Linked DNA regions of Mus musculus: region 2 is linked to region 1. Evidence: chromatin loops called from intact Hi-C (ENCODE). Cell type or tissue: left cerebral cortex. All regions are shown on one strand. Links, peaks and the distances in the headings refer to the core of each region. The heading gives the core; the rest is flanking DNA.

Region 1 (7,943 bases), core at 1,788-5,787:
CAGACAGGTAGAAAACAAGGCAGGGAAAGGAGGAGAGCTGTCAGAAAGCCAAAAATCAGACTCAGTTCCACAAAGACATAGTGCATTCCTTGGCCAATCGTGGGTGCCCTGTGCCCGCTTTGGTGCCTGGGTGGAACAGCAGTGGAATACATAACCAGGGTGTGTGGGATCAAGGAAAATCCTTCAGGAGGGTTTCTGAATAAAAACCTTAGATAAAATCCATTGGGAACAAAACAAAACAAAATAAAACAAAAAATCTTAGAAATAGTGACAGGCTAATGTACCATTCGGTGGAATGGAACAGAACTGCATAGAATTACAATGTCCCTAAAGAAAACATGGAGGGACAATGGCACTTTCCTATGGCTTGACCTAGGTTGCTACCTTCCCACATAGCTTTATGCTACAGTTCCATGTCTCTGAGAGCAAACAGGCAAACACGTCTTCCCGACTCTCTAAGCCACTTCCTCTCCTTTTTTGAGTTTCCTATCCCAGAGCCCCGCCATGTGCACAAGGCTCTATGCCCTCCTAACATCTGTTACAGTTTTCACTACAGTACATGGGCACCATCCCCTCTTATGGCTTTATAGATCACCTTGTCTGCCTCACCTACATTCTGAGTTTCATCTACTCATCTCTTTCTGTTTGTTTTTCAACAGTTATTGTATTGAACTGCTAGTGTGAAGAACTGCTATTTTTGAACTGCTATTTGTCCTAAGCACATCCATTAAATACCACATCTAACACGATTGTTCTCTTAAAGCTTATGCCTAATTAACTTCCTGGCTGTTTTCTGTTTTTCTTTAGACTTATGATAGTTTCAGATAGTCTTTTTTTGGGGGGCGGGGAGTTAACTATATTGTTTTCAAAGATTTATTTGAAGTAAATAAAAAAGTTAAGGAAAATCTAAGAATCATTACTTTCATAACTTATCAAGTGGAGCTTTCAACTGTTTATGTTTCAGTGTCTTTCTGTGTGTCGAGGCTTTCCCCATGGGTACCCCAATCCCTGCCCTGGCTATCTGGACCTCCATCAAGACCAGATTTTATTTCCTGATTGAAGTTAGCTCCCACACTGCCCCGCAGATTCCTTCCCAGATATAGTTATAGACATTTGCCTTAAGACTTGGAGGTTGCTACTTAAAGGTACAATATAAAGATGGCACCAATTAATTACTTGAATAGCCTGAATAGGTCTCATACTATGAAGGTTATTTTTAAAACTATTGACTTTGGTACTGGACCCTGCCTTGCTCAGTTAGGAAAGGCTAATGTTCAAACTTATGACTATTCAAAAAACAAGTGGTTTGTTAGGTCATGGGGATTCTGGATAAAGCAGAGTCTTGAGAATGGTCCTCTCTTTTTATTTCTCTATCGCCAAGATTACTGTTTATACTCGCTAATGGTATTCGGTACATAGTAGGTCCTAGAAACCTGGTAAATGTTTAATGACCATTACTACGTTACTTCATTTTTACACAACCTCATCTTTTACTCTCATTTTGTCCATGAAGAAACTGGTTTAGAGAGATGAAGTAACTTGCCCAACGTCATGCAGCTAGAAGCTAGAGTCAATCTGATGGGGAAAGAACACAGCCTCAAGATTCCCAACCCAAGTATTGTGAGTGCCGGCTCATTCCTAATAGCAGGGTATGTTCTTCTCTGTGATCTGCAAGATAATTTATAGTGGACCTACAACCTCACAGCTTTTTTATGGTGATATTATTTGGGCTTAAGCCACTGCTAAATGGCAATGGAAGAAGGTATAATATAATCAAACTACAAAAATTTCAGAGGCTCCAGATATACATTATATTCAATAGTAATTATAATTACCTTTTGAGACACAGACAATAATATCATAAAAAGGCAGAGCACATGTAAACCAATCTAAGTCAAACCAAACAGATAAATCACAACGAGGTTCCTAGTGATAATTAGGCCAGACATGCTTTCAAAGGCAGGTTCCAAATTTAAGGGGCTCATTTTACTTGCCTCCAAAGGCCCTTGATTTTTTCCATCGAATAAACATGGCAATGGCCAGCAGGACAACCACAGGGATAACCAGAAGGGTTGTAATGAGAACCACAGGCACTCCCGAGCCTGGATCTTTGATCAGTTTCTTTTTCTCCTGCATCTTCTGCAATTCTGAGGAGGTGGGTTTGTTCTTCACTTTGGGTTCAACAACTGCCTCGGCTTCTTCAGGGAAAGAAGAGTTCACAGTATGCAATTGATTGAAATATTTCAAACCCTCTCACCCATCCCTGCCCAGTCAAATCAACAATGGTTCTCCAAGAACTTGTTGAGACCACTGGATGTGGGGTCGTGTTGTTGTCTATGACGTCAAGAGCAGTTATGGTGACTACTATATAGTTTTCACCTTCCCAGTGGTAATCTTTGATACACCTCTACTTCCCTCTTCAGTCTATAAAATAGATATCATTTTGCATTTTTTCAAGTTTAAGATACATTTACAAGGTTAAGATCACACACTTCATTGTGTAGAGAAAGGAGCTGGTGAGCATTCTGGAGTCAATCATGGTTGAACTCAGGTGTACTAGCAGAATAACTTTGGGCAAGTTAGTTATCTTGGTATTACAAAATCTCATTTGGAAAGCTGTGGTCTAATCTGCTTCATAATATTGTTAGATTTAAACGTGGGTCACAAAGAAGGTGTTTAATAAGTATTTGGTTCATTATATCTTTTAGTTTCTGAATCACTTTTATGTATTGTGAAGTTTTAGTACTCTATGTAGTGTTAGACATTAATTCTAGACTGACAAAGACAAAAATCAACAGTCCCTTTGTGTTCTTTTATATGGATCTCAGCAAGGTATAAGTGCAATATATATCATTTTATTGGTAATGAATATAAGAGGAGCTGGATAGATATCAGGCCTAATACACCATTGAGAAAGAGATCCGATGAAGCTATAGAAGCTACTGCAGGGGCTGCAATAATCATTGACTTCAAATGAGTCTGGGCTTTGAGCCATTCCCAAGAAGCATGTAGGTATCTGGGTATAGCAAACTGTAATGTGCAACAGTTAAGAGTTTAGCCAGAAGTTACAGTCCTGTTTGCTAAAAGGCTTTCCAAGGCTTCCAGAATCTGAATTCCTCACTTTATGATTCTCTGTTTCAATACAAAATACACTGCATGCTGCAGAGAACGCCAGCCCTCAACAAACTGGCAGGAATAGATTGTTTAACACAATTGGGAAAATTGGTTCCTGTTCTGTATATGTAGATGGTTTAACCGCTTGCTGGATACATGTTTCTGACATCCCCCAGGACACTTCACATCGAGTTTATGATATAAACACGCGGAGGATGGACACTTACTGCTTCAGTGTTCTGAGCTGTCTTCTTTTCCACTGTCAGCTACAGTCACTGAGCACTTGCACTGTACTGGGCCTTGCTCTCCTTTAATCCACACACAAAGCTCGTGAGCAGGCGCTACTGTTACCATTTTGCTGACCGCCTTAAAGTCTCCACTTTGTTCCCTCTACTTCACAAAAACAGAGACTACACCGTCACATGTTCACTTGCTTGGCTCTCAAAATTTAAGGAGGATGGAAGAGAAAGGATTGGTTCACGGACCTGACCACTGTTCTGCCATCTCCTTTGTTACCACAGAAAATATATACACAATTATTTTATATCTAAACTTGTTCCATATTTAAACAGGAAAAAAGTTGCAAAAATGGAATCATGGGGTTAAATATCATGAGACATATTTGTATCCTGGTATTCAAGAATGTGTGTATTGCCTTTACAAGAAAGGCCTGCTTCTATTTGAAAGCTGTATACACTAGCAGGATTATTTGCCAGTCTTTTCTATTGGTTACTTCCTGCTTTTGCTACGATGTTTATGCCAATCTGCACCGTGTACCATGGATGAGGCAGAGCCAAGGCTGAGCTATATTAAACAGATGATGTTTGTTACAGACTGAATCAGCCTAGCATTCAATGAGAGCAGATGAGACACAGCAATTGAACTTGCTAAGTTACACCCCACTTGAGACATTCTTGGCTTCCACAGTTCTGGTATTTTGGATATAATCTACTAAAAATTCTTGATCATCCTAACATTTGGAATAAACTGAAATATTTTTAAGTCCTAAAAAGGTTCTATTTTTTCTGAAGAGGTTTGTTTTAAAATGTCTCAGAGTCTTAGGAAGAAAAGCAATATTGCTGTTCCGAGGGGACTGTGTAGGTAAAATGAAAAATCCAACACAACACCACAGAAGAGCCTGGGAATCCCATTCAAATAATGCGCAATCCACATTATATCACTTTACTCTTTATCTGAAATTTCTTTATTACATGTTTCCATATTTTGGAGCATCCCTGGTGAACAGGTGTGAAGAAGTATAAAGACTCTAAAATTAGCCTGTGCCTGAGTTTCTGGAGATACAGGGGAACAGAACACGATGCTCTCTTAGCGCTTAAGATGCCACATGCAGCCTCCCTAGAATATCAGTGCCTCAGAGTCTTATAAAATCAGCAGCTCTCATAACATCTCTTGCTGTACAGAAATAAACATGGTATTATAAGCCGAACGGTAAGTATTTTTTTCTTCTTCTCCAAAGCAATGCTTCTTAAAGGGGGAGTTATCTGTACTCCTTTGTGGGGGGCAATCACATAGTATTTGTATATCTCTATTATTTTATTTCTCTATTTATTTTGCCTTTGCAAAACAAAATTTTAAAAGTACCTTTAAAAAAACCTTTTAAATCTTAAACACATTTTGGTTTATTCCAAATGTTAGAATAATCATATATTTTCAGTAGATAACATCCAAAATACCAGAACCGTGGAAGCCAAAAATGTCTAAGGTGGCATGTAACTTAGCAAGTTCATTGCTGTGTCATCTACTTTCTATGAATATCAAACTGACTCTTTCAGTTCTATAACTAATGTCATACATGTAGCTGTGTGTATGCATGTTTGCATGTGTGTTAATGCGTGTGTGTGTGTGTGTGTGTGTGTGTGTGTGTGTGTGTGTATGTGTGTGTGTGTAGACCTAAAGTCACAGTGTGTGTTTAGAGACATGAAATCTTCCCCACACCCTGGCACCCACATTGCAGACTTTCTTCTTTAATAAAAGCAGTTGGAATAATGAACAGGAAGAGAGGTACATTCTTAATGGAGTAATACAACAACTGTTACCTAGCTCATAACAGATACGACTGAAGGATGAAGATTTTAGAAAATGCATTAGCATGTAACTTCAGAAAACAAGAGAGCTATATCCAGCATGCGGGAGCTTCATTCTCGTGCACAGTCCACTTTCGCCCTCTCAGCTCCTTCCAAAGGCTTCCCTCAATAAGGCCCAAGAGGCTCGGAGCACTTGACAGCTTTCTTTGTTTTTCTTTCTCTCTACTTGGAGACTGATCATGATTGTCACCTTCACCTGGTGCAGGGACAGTGAGCTATGCATTTTATTCCTAGTGACTCTATTTGAAATTTAAAACCCTTCCCAGTTCACTTATTTCTGAAACTTCTTTGAAATGTTGGTTCTGCAACCTTGTGATAATTGGTCAATTATATGAACACTCATGGTGAGAAGTATCATCAAAAGTAGCTCATTTTTAGAGTTATAAAATTAATAAACACCCATGCTGCCAACTATGAATCTGCTTTGGCCTTTGTTATAAAGGTTAGCATCATGATTTTGATAAGCAATAGTCTCTAGAGATCCAGCATGATCTATATTCCTTTTATAATACACATATAATCTTATAAAAGGATGAGAATTATTTGGGTGTTGGGAACAGAGTATGTCCATTTGAGTTGGGATATTCCTGACTAGGAAAGCTGGACTTTCAAGGCAGACGTTTTAGTAAAATTTATTATTTCAACTTCTGGGTTCTGCCATACGACAGGGATGCTTTCCATCTAAATGGATTAATTGTTTTCTTTTCATCCAGCAGCCAAGGTGAGGTCAGAGGTCAGGATAATCGGGCACGTTCTCAACATGATAACTAGTATATTACCATCAAGATTGTTCTGGTAGAACATATTATAACAGAAACAGATGAAAATAGAAAATTCTAGAGATTTCAACATACACTGCAGATCATTCCTAACTTGTAAATTCTTGGATTGATGCACTGATCAAGAGCACAGGATTTGATATCAAACAAACTTGCCTTTAAAACTTGACTTAAACATGTATTGTCTCCTTAGTAATATCTATCCTTGTTTCCTCAGATATAAGATGTATATCACATTGCTAATATAATGATTTCATTTGATAATTTTTGTATTGTCCATGTAGAGTGATCCAATAATAGCTGTTATTAGCAGCAATATCTCTTATAAATTATCTCTTTATTTGAGGATTAAACCTAACATCAATAATACTATGTAAATCGCAATGATTTTTTTTTTCTTTTTTCTTTTTTGGAGACAGGGTTTCTCTGTATAGCACTGGCTGTCCTGGAACTCACTCTGTAGACCAGGGTGGCCTTGAACTCAGAAATCCACCTGCCTCTGCCTCCCAAGTGCTGAAATTAAAGGCATGTGCCACCACTGCCAGGCGAATCGCATTGATGATTTAAGACTTGTGTCTGTATTTGAGTAACAGGAATACCACTCAGTATTTGTCCCTTAGGTAGAATCTCTACAAATGCCAAACAGTGCCATTTATTTTTGCTACAATGTTAGCTCTCACAATGCTGAGCTGAGCCTGCTGCTAACTTTCCTTTCTGCCTATGTCAACTTCCTTTTGCTTGTGGCTTCTTCACACATCTTTACAAACTACTTTCTTGAGCAAGAAAACAAGTGAGTAAGAAAACAAAGATGCTTGGACTTCGGTCTGAACCTCTTCACCTGGGGGTTCAATCTGAAGAATGGAATTGATTTGTGACTTAAAGCATGGCGTGTCCAACAACAAACACCAGTCAAAAGCCTACATTGTCGAAAAAGTACAAACTCAAAGTGGCTCTTGGGAAAAGTGACTAGTCAGAGATTCTGAATGGGAATAGGAGCCACTCACCGGGAGCTAAACTCATTTCAGATACTGTGTGTCAATATGGATGGGGCCATGGAGATGTGTGCAGTGATTTCCCTGAGGTCAGGTGTCTTGTCATTTCTCTCAGGTTTACTACATTGCTGTTTACAAAGGCCCCAGTCAATCTTGTTGGCTCTGAGGTACTACGTCACGAGTTGGTGGGCATGCTAATGTTTCCTATCAAATAGAAGTTACCCACTAAGGTTTTTCACTTGTGTACATGAGAGTTCACGCCGGCTTTTCTAGCATACCAAAAATCCTTTTTTTTCTTTCTACCTTACAAAAAGTCAAAAATACTTCCCAATACAACTAGCTGAATCTTTTCCTTTCTGCATATCTCTCTTGCTCATTATAGATTTCTTAAGTCCTCCTCCATAAGTGAGAATCAGCAATGATCAGAGGCCCTTAGAACTATTTCCTTCAACATACAAAGAAGTGGCGGCGTGCAGGCTTAAGAGCTCTGCAAAAAGCAGGGAGCAACGACTTACCACATTATATATTTTTAGCTTGATAATTTTTAACCTGCAATCAAGAGCCCAAAATAATCCAACTAGATAGCTTTTGGTTTCACAGTTGAGAGAGGACTCTGACCAACCTTTGATTTCCGGGACCTCAATGCCAGCCTTTTTAACTGATCGATGCTCCACTTCTGTAACAGCACAATAAGAAGAGAGAAGAATCAGAATCCTCTAAAAGAACATTAAAAACTTAACCTTGATACCAGTTTTAGTCAGTTACATAAATTTCCGAAGTCTAACTAGAGGTCAAGTCCATGAATCCTCTATAAAACCTTCTTAGTGTAGTTGAGGTAATATTTTTAATAACTTATTCAGAATAGGGTTTTTTGGGGGGGATTCATAATATTACATTGTTTCTGAAATATCAGGTAGCTCTGTTTATTAGGTCCAAATGGCAGAGCTGGTGAC
Region 2 (7,943 bases), core at 2,020-6,019, 360 kb after region 1:
AAGTGAGCTTTTATTATTTTCCAATTAAATATTATACCTATTACAGTTTTCTTTTTTTTTAGAAAACAGACTAGTATAAAGTGAGAATTAACAACAGTAAGCTGGCAAACTTTACTAGATTATTATTAGATATAATCAACGTGAAGATCCAAGGAGCCAAGTGAATGAAAGAATTTCTAATCTATAAAGCCGTGTTAGCGTTCTGAAAAGTTACTTGACCAATATATGGTTGTGCATATCATCTGCTGTGTTCTGAAAACAACTCTTGGTGCTTGAAAAAATGAAAACTAAACTGGTTAGTGATGCTACATGGCTTTAATTGCAGGAATTAGGAGGCAGAGGCAGGCAGGCTCTGTGAGTTTAAGGCCAGCCTGGTCTATGGAAAGAGTTCCAGGACAGCCAAAGGAAGACAGAGAAATCCTGTCTTCCAAAACAAACAAACTAACTAAAACCAACCAAACAAAAAAAGTAAACACATAGCTGAAAGGTTTGATTTTTATTCTCAAATATTTTTATGGTCAAGGAAACTGATCCAACATTTGTGTAGTGCAGAGTCCAAGATAGTGCTTGCTTCAAAGTCAGTTCCACCAGGAGAATGGGATGTCTATGGCACACTCTATAGGTTCATATATGGGGAGGCTGAAAGGACTGAAAGTAATTAAAGGAAGCTTAAAATAATGATGTTCTAGGTTATGCCTATTTCTAAAATGTCCCCTTCCTTCCATGTCACTCGTCACATCCTTATTTACCAGCTTAGCTGTTCTAGTGCCTATGACCTCATTGGCCCGCTCTTACGGATTCATCACTTCCTTATCTGGCATCCAGCCTGGAATAACACACATTTTATTACTGAGAATATCCCATTATGTCAAATCAATAAAGGAATTATCATTTTTGAAGGGAGATGGAGCTACGCTGTAGTATGTTTCATTGCTTTCTGCCTCCCTGACTGGGCAAGTCACTTAGTCTTGAGTCTGAGCAAGTCTTAGCTGTAAATGATAATGATGACATTATGAACATTAAATATAGTGTTCACACATGTCCTGCATATAGGAAACACCTAAGAAATGACATTCATTGTTAATTTTTATGGATATATTATCCCTGTTAGATGGTCTTTCACTCTCATTATGCTCTTCTTTAGCTAATGGAAACTGGCATGAGGACCAGGTACATAGGAAGTACCTGATAAATATTTGAACCAGTAAGCATATAGGAAACAAAAAAGAGATAAATTAGAAGCGATATTTTGTGTGAGGGAATGGTGTAGAAGAGTTGAAAGGGACAAGAAATTAGAAATCTCTCTGATCTTACCAGAGGAAAGTCTTGCAGAGCATATTCAGTTTGATTGGCTAGTGAACTACAAGTTGGCACATTCAGGTTCAATGGTATCTGCTATGGTAAGGAGTGTGGGGATATAGTGTTTTGGGAGACAATGATATACTAAAAAAGTATGAGTAATGGATATTTTTAGAAAACCAGATTCATCCCTATGAACCCCGGTGATGGTTGGTCTTAATGTTAATTTGTCAGGAATTACAATCATGTGAGTAGGGAGTTTCACCTGAAGGATTGCCCTGATTTTCTCAGTGGGTGAGAAAAAACCTACTCCAGTGTGAATGGTTCCTTCTGGGAGCCGCCTAGATAAACAGAGAGCCTGGCACTGGGAACATTGTTCTCCTTTGTCCATACCTTCAGACACCAAGTGGGTTTCCCATTGCAGCCATGGCTGATGTCTCCAGGGATCGCAGAACCAGCATTTCCAGGCTTCATCACTGACCAAGGACTAGCCATTCTCCGGGAACGTTTAAGGTTTGCAGCTCCAGGTTAGGATTGCTGTGGCACCAGCCTCTGGGACTGAGTGCTGGGTTGTGGGCTTCTGGTGTGAGACCATGAGTGTGGGATTCACTCCAATTGCAGGTGTACCAGCCTTCAGTACTGAGTCACTGTGGGCTTCTCTGCTTCTAAGCTGATTTAAGGCATTCTTTTTACTATTCAGCTATAGGTTCTGCTGCTCTGGAGAACACTGACCTACTCAAACACTAATGACTTTAACATGTTAACATTTTTATTTGTTTATAAGAGGAACATGTGTGTGTTCACTACACCCCAAGGTTTTGAAAAAAAACTTGTCATACTGTGTATAGCCGTGTGATGAGATATTTTTGAGAAGGGAGGACTAGAGAAAGGTTTCACTTTGTTGCATAGGCTGGCCTTGAACTTGGGGTTATCCTTCTGCTACAACTTTTCAAGTACTAGGCTTAAAGGCAGAATCCACAAAACTCAGCATAAAGAAGATCCAGAGAAGATAGTCTATTCTGATGAAATGTAAGGGTGCCTTAAAGATGATGATTCATGACTTTAGAATAGCCATAAATCTTTGAGGAATGAGCAAACCAAAATTAGGAACATATGTCCCCTCTGCTCTTGGAATGGCACTTCCACGAGAGTCACCAGGAGTTAAATGGAATGATGACAAGCCACATATGGCACCAGATCTGTGCTAGATTAATAACAGTATGAGAACACAGTTAAACAGTGATAATCCCCTTGTTATCCAGTGTCTTTTCCCTTTCCAACAACCTCACAGTACATCGTTAAACACGCAAAAGACACTTGTTAATGGGGACAGCTGACACGCGAGGAGAAGCCATGTGGCCTATCTTTTGAAACAAGCTGAAGAGGCTGATTCTTCATTCACAGGACTGCAGAGGAGTCATTTGGAGATCAAAAAATGAGGCTAACCCTGACTAGCTTGAGGCGCTCCATCTGGCTCTGCCCCATGCTGTTGCCATAGCCACCCATCTCCTAGCAACAATGAATAGCATTTTCATGTCTCTACAGTGACAAAGCATGAGAGTGAAAAACATAAGTATGGCCACAATACACTAATAATCTTAGAGGTTATCTCATAAATTAAGTTCAATCTGAGGATCTGCATGAATATTTGATTTGGTGATTGTATTTTTCCTATGGTAGTCTTTTGTCTTGGTTTAAAATAAAGCAGCCTGACAGCCTGCTATTAAATATAAGATGACAAATACCATTACAAAGGGCACAATAAAGCTAAACTTTATTTTAAATCACACAGAAAAACAATCATCTTTTTAAATAACTGCCCATCAACATCTAGAACTCCGGGGACAAATGCCAGGGTGGGAAAACTCAGCCTTGGACTTAGAAGGAATATTCTGTCTTGACACATCCAGGCTCAGACAAGCCACCAGGAGCCTTTGCATCGAGCAAGGAGTCTCAGCTGAGGTAACTAATCAAAAACAGTAAAGAAGCTGAATAAAGAGAGAAGGAAAGGCCGTCTGCATCATGCTTGTCCTTGTGACAAAGTGAAAACCCGCATGACTCATCTAAGAGGATGCGGAGCTGTTTATTTCTAAAGGTTTGTGCCATACTTGAAGCATGCTTTATTTGAATATTCTGCCAGGAGAATTCCATTGGGATGGCGCCCATTGTTTCTTTTTTAATGAATAGTAACTCTCAACCAGAGAATGCTTTTACCAACCCTCTGGTCCCCACCTGAGAATGCAGAATTTTAGACAGCCACAGAGATGGAGATAGTGAAGTTTGAGGAAATTCTCATTTAAAAACATTTTTTTTTTCACCGTTTTTGTCAGCTACAGCTCATGACCCATCTCTTGTTTAGAAATAAGAATCTGTCACAGTTTGAATATTGCTTTCGTGATTTTTTTTTTTTTTCTATGAGAGCCTGGGCATTTGGTAAATGTCAGTGAAAGATGCAGGCAGTGAGAAGCCGCTTTAGGAATCCTACTGAGAGATTTCTCTGGAGGGGAAACAGCATCTAAACAATGAGGTCTGCAGAGTGGAATAAACAATCCAACACTTCTGCAGGCCATTATCATGTGTTTACACATTGCATGCGGAGTTGAGTTTAGCTGTGCTAACAGCTTTGTGAGAAGAAAATCCCCCCAAAATTAAATAATCAAAAGAGATAGGTGAATGCTGATTTTATGAAATAAACAGTGATTGAGGAGAGAAGAAAAACCAGCAGGACTCAGCAGGAAGCAAATTAATTCTTGCTGGAGATTTACTCTTCTCAAGAACTTAAATTGCCCATTTCCTAATCAGTACAGTTCTTGTATGTTGTTTCTTTTTCAGTCTTCCTAAATTTATTTCATGTTAGTGCTCTTTAATTTTTCACTCTATTGTTTTCTAAATTATAGTGTGAAACTCCAGTTCCTTGAGAGCCTCTGTGAAGTTCTGATCTCAGTTATTTACCATGCCTCTAATTTGATAACAGTAAAATTATTTTCCAATGATTACATTTATCTGTTTCATTTGCCCCTGCTTCAGAGAATGATGTAAGAGGAATACCTAATGTGCTTTCTTTTTTTCCCTGTGTCATTGGAATGATCCGTGACCCAGGCAATCCCATGTATTCATAATACTACTGTGTAAAAACTGAAGCAAAACTGTCTTAGTGTCCTTCCATGGGGAATGGCTGCTCAGTTACTGGCTCTTTCCATGTGCTCATGCTGTCGCAAGCAGGAAAAAGCACAAAATGTTGTTCTCCCAGCTAATTCTGCACACAGAGAAAGATGTCAACACACATTAAAACTGCAACCACATTTGAGAAGGCTCGCAGAACTCTGCAAATGCCATCGTTGTTTGCAGAGCTCGAGCTGCAGAGATGTCGTATGCTTTTCAATCTGCTTTTTACTCTTCTGCCGTCTTAAAATAAACCGTGTAATTCTGGCTCTTGGCTTTTGGATGTGAGTTATGCCATCAATCTGTTGTGATTCATTCACTACGTTATTTTAGGTCTGAATAGTTTGTCCTTTCTATAATAATCACTGTAGTGTTGCTTTTGCCTAGAGGAAGCTATGGTGTCTTTGGGACAAGCAGACAAGCAGAAAAGTGAGTGCAACAATGTGGTGTAAGCACTGGACATAAAAGCTTCCCTCCCACAGGTCTGTTGGCAGGTGGGAAAGTCTGAGTGGCACCTATATATTAACTCTGATACCAAATGATGAGTCCAGCCCTCCAAGTATGAGGAACTCCAAGTACTGAGTTCAGCACTCAGCTGAGTAGTGCCCTGTACTCTAGAAGAGATGTGTGAAATTCATCTTTGAGCCGATTAGCACATTCTACCAGTCTCCCTCTGCAAAGTCTATCTGCATTAAGGATCTTGAAGAAAGGGGAGAGTGTGACACATCTTTCAAGCATTAATCACCACTTCTTGTAACTATCAGAAGACAAAAGGGCTCTGCTGAATATCGAGAGAGCTGAATTAGTGCCAACTGTACAAATTACCAAAGGCGATGGAGAGAAGCCTTTGGCTTTTAATGGAAATTGAATCTTTTACAGCTAGCATGTTTTGAAGATGTCTTAATAATGGAAAAGATCAGAGGCATTCTTACAGGATGAGATGACGGTGACACAAAAGCCCTGAGACAGAATGAACATGACAGGACATTAGTCTTTGCAATGTCAGATCTTGCTGCTCCCAAGATCACCTGGCATTGAATTTGAAAAAGGTCAAATAGAGTAAAACAGTTTCAAAATAAGAATGGAGCCAGATCCTTTCAGGGTTGGATACAGGGCTGGTGAGATAACCATATCTGGCGTCTATAGTACATTATGAAATCCTATTCAGATTAGGATGTAATAGGGGAAGGACAGAATGTGTCTCAACATCTAACACGTATCTTTAATAAATATAGTATGGGAACTCCCATTTTTCTTTGTTTAATACATAATTAATTTATTTGTTTCTCTTCTCTATAATTGTCTAAAGTAGAGGTTTCAAGTAGGCACAAGTCTTGTATCTAAGTGGGATTAAGACATTGGGCCACTCTGTCTTGTTCTACCATCAGAAAGGACACCAAAGCTTTATTATTATTATTAATTATTATTATTATTATAAAGGTAACAGAGAATAGGCAGCTACTTCTTAGTGTAAGTAGCCCTACAATAACTTAATACTATACAAAGTAGGACATGCAGCTAGCTATCTAGAAAATGTGTTTTTGAATATTTGGACAGGGCAACAAATTATTAATTAGTCAATTCTAGAAATTAGAACCCTAGTCTTTTAAAGAGAGGCAAGAGACTCTCTTAAAAAGACTGTAAGATTCATTTTTTTTCATAATAGCTAGGAAATGGAAGCAGCCTAAATGTTCTCCAACTGATGAATGGATACTAAAAATGTGGCATGCATTTACTATTTAGCTATAAAAAAATGAAATCACAAAATAGGAAGGTAAATGGATGGAACTGGAAATGATCATATTGAATGAGGTAACCCAGACCTTGAAAGACAAATATCACATCTCATCTCTCATTTGGAGCTCAGAGTCTTTAAATAGGAATACTTACCTAGAGTAACTGAAGAAACCAGGAAAGTAAGAAGGGACCCTTGTGAATATGGGAGCAGGGGAGGGAAAGGTTGAATAGAGAGGGAGATAGTGGGGTTCAAATGATCTGAAATGGAAAATGGGAAAAATGGGGTGGCTCTAATTTGGAAATGGGGATGGAAATAAACACAGAAGAAGGAGGGTAAAATGACAGTGGGGAATGTGTAAAAAAGCCATAAATACTCATACTACTTATTACCTAAAACTACTTATAATACCTGAAATTCTGTTTATAAATATACATATACAGTATAAATGAAAACTTCATATCTGGACTTATAGTGCTACCCCAGGATCCAGAGACCATCTAATAAAACCCCAGATATCAAGCATGAGAAGTTGTGTTTTGAGGTTTTTGGTTAGGGTTGATCTAGAGACTCCCAGAACAATGAAGGGTATTGCCATTGCCCTTGGTTGCTCTTACAGGTAGAAGGTAAATCCCTGTTGCTGGAAAAAAAGTACATCTCAGACACAGTTCCCAGAAGCCCCTGAGCTGAATGTGGCTTGAAAACCTTGCTGAGGACTAGCGTTCATGGAACCAGAAGATGTCATGCAAGCTTTCAAAATAGAGATACAATTAACAGTCCTTCCCAGCTATGATTCCTATGAATCACACAAATGACCTGCATAGCAAGATAACCTTAAGAGTGCAATAGTGGCACACATACTTTGGTGGTAACCAATAGCTTTTTAATTGTATGAATGTAAGACCCACTTAAGAAGAGAAAACTCATGCCTGGTATTGAAAACCTAACCAAATAGGTGAATTTATTGTCAAAGACCAGCTTTGACATCCAGGCGAATTACGATTGGATGTAGAGTCATTTGCGGGGTGGGGAGCAGGCAAGGGCAGCAAATGCTGATGGTTCCTGACAATTAACTCTCTCTTGCTATTCTAGGGCCAGAGGTAATGGTTTTTGGCAATTGACTCCTGCTAATAACAGCAGGGCATTAGAAAAAGAAGTATAACTTCTTAGGGCTCTTTACTCTTTAACTCAGAGCCCCCACCCCTGAGCTTATTAACTCTTCTTTAACCAGAGAGAAAGGAAAAGAAAGTCACACACACTCACACCCACACCCACCCACACTCACACACACACACGCACACACATGCGTGCACACACGCGCGCGCGCGCACACACACACACGCACACACATGCGTGCACACACACGCGCGCGCACACACACGCACGCACACGCACACACATGCGTGCACACACACGCGCGCACACACACACACACACGCACACGCACACAATGATGCAGAAAGGAGGTACAGTTAGCTTTATTTTGCTTTCAGCTTTCTATAGCTTTTTAGAGAAAAGTTCTCTGTTTAAGAAAAATTACCTCATAGATAAAAATGTTACACAGGAGGGAGTTACAGCAGGATGCTGATTATAACTTCAAAGTAGTGTTTCATTCTATAAGCTCATTAGTTCAAAGCAGTGGTTTTACACGATCTTGCTTTATCATAGTGTACACCTATAACCTCATCCTTGGACCTGACCTAGAATGAAATTTTTTCCCATGATCATTAATTTGTTCTAAATCTAT

The links. A loop is a pair of places that touch in the nucleus more often than their neighbours do. Peaks named below come from ENCODE experiments on the same cell type or tissue, not always from the same donor. Only the 100,000 strongest peaks of a DNase experiment are listed, where the experiment ranks them.
Region 2: a loop joins it to region 1, with 6 times the contacts of the local background. A loop is called at or near these places in 5 of 42 quality-filtered maps.

What each region holds. Positions count from the first base shown.
Region 1 is chr1:97,823,843-97,831,785 of GRCm38, forward strand. Pam (peptidylglycine alpha-amidating monooxygenase) reads right to left here. Exons shown (of 26, transcript NM_001357127.1): 23 at 7,613-7,666; 24 at 1,995-2,198. Among named protein-coding and RNA genes, the nearest start is that of Gin1, 58 kb to the left of the region's middle. In left cerebral cortex, for the core only: no CTCF peak of the experiment used is centred there; DNase peaks (open chromatin) are centred at 3,942 and 4,372; H3K27ac peaks cover 987 bases.
Region 2 is chr1:98,187,616-98,195,558 of GRCm38, forward strand. It overlaps Gm29461 (predicted gene 29461), which reads left to right. Exons shown (of 4, transcript NR_151613.1): 4 at 1-3,083. Among named protein-coding and RNA genes, the nearest start is that of Gm29461, 18 kb to the left of the region's middle. In left cerebral cortex, for the core only: no CTCF peak of the experiment used is centred there; DNase peaks (open chromatin) are centred at 2,764, 3,341, 3,815 and 4,661; H3K27ac peaks cover 3,423 bases.